Linked DNA regions of Homo sapiens: region 1 is linked to region 2. The links are chromatin contacts, found by Hi-C or POLR2A ChIA-PET in ENCODE. All regions are on one chromosome and are shown on one strand. The core of a region is the stretch at or near the end of the contact, and the rest is flanking DNA. Distances in the headings are between cores, read along the strand shown.

Region 1 (2,700 bases), core at 62-2,561, 56 kb after region 2:
GGGAGAATCACTTGCGCTCAGGAGTTCAAGAACACCCTAGGCAACATGGTGAAACCCCGTTTTCACAAAAAATAAAAAAACATAGCTGAGTGTGGTGGCATGCACCTGTGGTCCTAGCTACACAGGAGGCTGAAGTGGGAGGATCACTTGAGCCCAGGAGGCTGAGGCTGCAGTGAGCCATGATCGTGTCACTGTGCACTTCAGCAGGGGCAACAGAGCAAATCCCTGTCTAAAAAACAAACAAAAAACAAACAGTGACCCAAAGATTTCTATGGGCAGCAATGGAATCAACTCTAAGTCCCATTAAGGAGAAGTGAGGTATGTACCCTAAACTACAGAAAATGGGGGTGCTCTCACCCCATTTACACACACTCACAAACACACACTCAGGCACACACACTCACCTATGCACAGAACATCTCTGAAGGGAACGACGTCGGCTTCCTTGGGGAAGGGGGGCGGCAGCAATGAGGACACCTTTGTGGACTCTGAATTTTTTTCCACATTCATGAACCATTTTCCAAGGCACAACTTTATGTTAAGAAAAAAGTTATGACAAAAAAATGCACTTGGGGACAGGCACAGTGGCTCACGCCTGTAATCCCAGCACTTTGGGAGGCCAAGGTGGGTGGATCGCCTGAGGTCAGGAGTTTGAGACCAGCCTGGCCAATATGTGAAACCCTATCTCTACTAACAATACAGAAAAATTAGTTGGGCGTGGTGGCACATGCCCGTAATCCCAGCTACTTGGGAGGCTGAGGCAAGAGAACTGCTTGAACCCAGGAGGCAGAGGTTGCGGTGAGCTGAGATTGCACCCACTGCACTCCAGCCTGGGCTGGAGTGAGACTCCCTCTCAAAAAATCAAACAAACAAAAAAAATCAGTTGGAATCCACATATAATACACCCATGTATATACATATATGAGTATGCATGTAAACATCCATATATTCCCGTTTTCAACCTACAAACATGACCGCACCTTATAATGCTGCAATCTGATTATTTCACTCATGATGACCATGTTTCAACGTCCATCAGTATATTTCTATCTAAACAAATACTTTCATCCTTGCACTTCTAATGGTTGCATAAATTAAGAATGTACCCTAAATTATTCAATGAATTTCCTTCTGCTGGGCATACAGGTAGTGTCTATTTTTCCTCATATAAACAATGTTGCAATATTTGTCCTTCCATACAGTGGCTTCCATTTGCAGATTTTAGTTTTGTGAATTTGCCTACTCACTAAAATGCATGTGTAACCTCCAGAACTATACTCTGGAGCTTTTGCGGTCACTCTCAGACACTGCAGAGCAGTCAAAACCCTGAGTCACCCATGTCGGTTCCCACTGAGGTCACACAAGGAGACGTGGCCTCCCTAGCTCCCTCTCACACACAGGAGACCGGGGCAGGGTGAGGCAGGGTGCCTCGTTCCCAGGCTTTGCATCCCAGCTCTGGCACCTGACAGTGGCCTTGGGCAAGTCACTGAACGCCTCTGAACTGCATTTTCTCTTTCACAAGATAAAAAAATAGAAGCAAGATGTGTTGTTTTGGATTTTAAGACTATAATCGATGTGAGAGGTGTGTGTATAAATATATTTCCCCCGGGGCAAGGGTTCCATATGTGCTAACTCGGTGTTCACAGTGACTTTGTGGAGCATTGCTGCCTCAGATAACGAGAAGGGACTGTGCATATTGGCTGCCCCGTAGACCGTGTCCTTGGGATGAAACCAAGCACTGGGCAGGGGGTGTGCATACTTATGGGGCCGGTCTGCCTTCCAGAGGCGGGGATGGCTGGGAGGTCTGTCCCCTGCAGAGCCATACGTGAGATGAAGGCCAGGAGGACACTGCTCTTGACACACCTGTAGACACACTCGTTGCTCTAGGCCTTCAGCAGGGAGGCGGTGGACAGGATCGTGTCTGGAGCACGATCTTCTGCAATTTGATTATTTCACTCATCATCACCACGTTTCAATGTCCATCAGTATACTTCCATCTAAACAAATACTTTCATCCTTGCACTTCTAATGGCTGGATGTGTCTGGGGCATCTGGAGACTGTGGGTTTCCACTGGGGTGAAGAATCACCAAAAGATTAAAAGTAAACCCAGCTCCTGAAGCCTCACTCACAAGCAGGAAACAGGATGGATTTAACTGCCTTGATTGGCAGTACAGGGAATGAGTATTAAAGAGGCACACTCACCCGGCTTCACGGCCTTCTCTTCCAGCACCGACAGCCACTTCGCCCTGGTTACCAGGATGCTAGGATGCAGGCAGGAAAGAAAACACCTTGAAGAAAATTCTTCAAGGCTCTTGCACCAAAGCTTCCTAAAGTTGGTGATTTATTTCTGACAAGTCTGCAAAACCTGAGACAGCATTTTTCTGGGTTGAACTCACACTTCGTGTTTACTGAAGTCTGAGTCACGGCCCTGCCTTGCTCACAGGCACGCCTGACTGTTCTTTACGCTGATACCAGTATGCAGGGCCAGCTCCCTCTACCATGAGGCTTCACATAAAACAGTTGTTCACAAGAACCCATCATTTTCGCAGCTGCAGTGTGTTTTATCTTGGGGGACCAAAGGAGGCCATAAAATTAAGACCTCTCAAATTCTATCCTCACACATTCATTCACCAATGAAGACAGCGCTACAGAATTATTATTAGTTTGTTTGTTTTGTTTTGTTTTTGAGACAGCGTCTC
Region 2 (2,914 bases), core at 241-2,740:
CGCGCCCTCACAGGGATTCGGGAGGAGCCAGGAGCCCGCGGACCAGAGCAGCGCTGGGCCGCCCGGCCAGGCCCAGGCCCCACAGGCTTGGGGCTTACGGAGGGGACGCTGGAGCCGCAGTGGCAGCAGCGACCCGCTGAGCCCACCAGGGCCAGGGCTCGCCCCACGCCGCTGAGTTCCTCGGCGCCAGCTGGCACTGCCAGCACCCACTGCACCGCTCAGGAAACTGAGGCAGCGCCGGGGCACCTGCCCCGTTCACGCCGCTGCGAGGCGGGCCGGGACTCCCACCACGACGGCCCCGGGACGACTTCCCTCCGCCTCAAGCCTTTCCCAGCCGGTTCCTCTCTCTCCCGCCAACGAATCATCTCCCGACTCCACGGAAAACGGCTTTTTTTTTTTTGAGGCGGAGTCTCGCTCTGTTGGCCAGACTGGAGTGCAGTAGCGCAGTGGCAGGATCTCGGCTCACTGCAAGCTCTGCCTCCCGGGTTCAAGCCATTCTCCTGCCTCAGCCTCCCGAGTAGCTGGGACTACAGGCGCCCGGCTCATTTTTGTATTTTTAGTAGAGACGAGGTTTCACCGTGTTGCCCAGGCTGGTCTCGAACTCCTGATCTCAGGTGATCTGCCCGCCTTGGCATCCCAAAAATCTAGGATTACAGGCGTGAGCCACCACGCCCGACCCCATGTATCCCATTTCTAACACGATGTTTCTTTTTTGAGACGGAGTCTCGCTCTGTCGCTCAGGCTGGAGTGCAGGGCTTGATCTCGGCTCACTGCAAGCTCCGCCTCCTGGGTTCACGCCATTCTCCTGCCTCGGCCTCACAAGTAGCTGGGACTACAGGCGCCCGCCACTACGCCCGGCTAATTTTTTTTGTATTTTTAGTAGAGACGGGGTTTCACCGTGTTAGTCAGGATGGTCTCGATCTCCTGACCTCGTGATCCACCCGCTTCGGCCTCCCAAAGTGCTGGGATTACAGGCGTGAGCCACCGCGCCCGGCCAAACACCAGCTCTGAAGAGGAAAGCGCTGGGTGTCCCGAGGCGGGAGGGGTGGCCGTCCTGGGGACGGACTCGGAAACCGGGGCCCGGCTGCGTCCGCCCTGCCCTCGGGGTCCCGGTGCCCCGAGTCCGCGAGGCCCACATGGAGTGGGCAGGACGGGCCCGGGAGGAAACGCCAGGCCCGGCGTCCACGGCGAGCCGGACGCGGGTGCACCAGCAACGGCGAGGGAGCGCCCCGCGGGGGGGCGAGAGTCCAGATCCCGGCGCGGGGGCCGGTGACAGACGCGGGGGTGCCCGCCAGCGCCCACAAAGGCTTTCGGAGCCTCGGCAGCCGCAGGCAGTCCCCGTGCCGGGCGCCGCCTCCTACCGGCTTGGCCTGCCGCCGACGCTCACCTCCCTAAGCTCGAGCGTCCCGGGCCGCGCCTCCCCAGCCGCGAGGCTCCGGAACCGCCGGCCGGGATGCAGCCTCGCGACCCGGCTCCGCCCCGACGGCGTCTGGGCGACCTCAGGCCCGGCGCCGCTCACCCCGCGGCGCGCCGGGGACCAGGAGGGGCGGGGCAGCCGCTGAGGCCGCTGGGAAATGGAGTCCACGAGAGGACACCTGCATTCGGGGAAGTGTAGTTCCATGCGTTTGAGGCGGGGTCCCGGCTGAGCTGTTACGCGCCCACATGCCACAAGAGGGCCCCTGTGAGCTGGAGGGCCCCAGGTTCCTGGTTATAGGGAAGATAAGGGGAGGTTCGCTGAGGGCAGTAACTTGCAACTCTGTGTCTGTGGGAATTTCGGGAGGGAGGGCGTGGGCGGCAGGAAAACGGCCCAGAACAGACCTAGTGCCCCTCAGTTATTCACCAGAGGGGCACTGAGCACCTGCTGTGTGCCAAGCACGGTTGCAAGTGGTTTCACATGTATCAATCAATGAAAGAAACGTCACTGCCCTGGAGAACATTTTTTTGGGGGGTAGGGAGCAGACAATAAGCCATACACATAATTATATAACATTTTCGGGGATAAATGTGAGGAGAAACAGGGTATGTGGAGGGGTTTCGTCGCTGAGGTGAGAATGGACGAGGACTCCCAGGAAGTGCCTGAAGCAAAGGGGAGGGAGGTGCCAGCTACTGTGAAGCCAACGGATGTATGTATGTATATGTGTGTGTGTGTGTGTGTATATATATATATATTTTTTTTAAACTAAATCTTCTCAGTTACAAAAAGAACACCGGCTCCATTTAGAAAGTTTGGCGCTTCCCTACTTAAGAATATGCCTTGAACATTTGAATTTGTCAATAAATATTCTCCCTCAGTGGCATTTTTGATAGCTTCATTGCATTCCATTGCATTTATTTTTTTAAAAAAAACGTTTAATTGGCTGGGGGCGGTGGCTCATGTCTGTAATCCCAGCACTTTGGGAGGCCGAGGCGGGTTGATCACGACGTTAGTTCAAGACCAGCCTGGCCGAGATGGTGAAACCCCGTCTCTACTAAAAATACAAAAATTAGCTGGGCGTGGTAGCGGGCGCCTGTAGTCCCAGCAACTCAGGAGGCTGAGGCAGAGAATTGCTTGAACCGGGAGACGGAAGTTACAGTAAGCCAAGATTGCGCCACTGCACTCCAGCCTGGGCGACAGAGCGAGACTCCATCTCAAAAAAAAAAAAAAAAAGTAGTTGCCTCTGAGGAGGGTACTGGGAGCTGGAATAATACTTGCACTTGCTATTTAACACCTTGATATACTTTTCAACATTTTGCTTTACCATATGCATGTATGACATGAATGCTTTTAAGAGAGAAAACAATTTCCAGGCTTGCAAAATTGGCTGTATCATTAGCAATACTTCCAGCACCAACATACAGAAACCTTTGCTAACAGTGGCTTGCATCATGACATTTATTATTTGTTTAAAAAGCGATCTAGAGGTAGGCAGAAGGA

What was found. Hi-C counts contacts between places; a loop is a spot of excess contacts on that map. ChIA-PET counts read pairs that join two places held with the same protein, here RNA polymerase II (POLR2A). Pooled maps may share reads with other maps.
Region 1: a loop to region 2 is called in a map of PC-3, with 8 times the contacts of the local background. The contact joins the enhancer-like site here to the promoter of ZNF354A in region 2. A Hi-C loop is called at or near these places in 6 of 168 maps with a recorded cell type or tissue (Caco-2, MCF 10A, PC-3 and 3 more) and 3 of 50 pooled maps. POLR2A ChIA-PET finds 5 or more read pairs at or near these places in 1 of 52 experiments (MCF 10A).

The regions. Positions count from the first base shown.
Region 1 is chr5:178,784,865-178,787,564 of GRCh38, forward strand. It overlaps the pseudogene AACSP1. Among named protein-coding and RNA genes, the nearest start is that of ZNF354A, 56 kb to the left of the region's middle. Within about 2 kb of position 1,312, at least 2 of the 41 ENCODE cell types and tissues checked have a DNase peak (open chromatin) inside an H3K27ac peak, as active enhancers do; they include PC-3 and Panc1, where a contact is called at or near this core.
Region 2 is chr5:178,729,169-178,732,082 of GRCh38, forward strand. It overlaps ZNF354A (zinc finger protein 354A), which reads right to left and starts at 1,491. Exons shown (of 5, transcript NM_005649.3): 1 at 1,388-1,491. RefSeq lists silencers at 1,031-1,260, 1,331-1,670.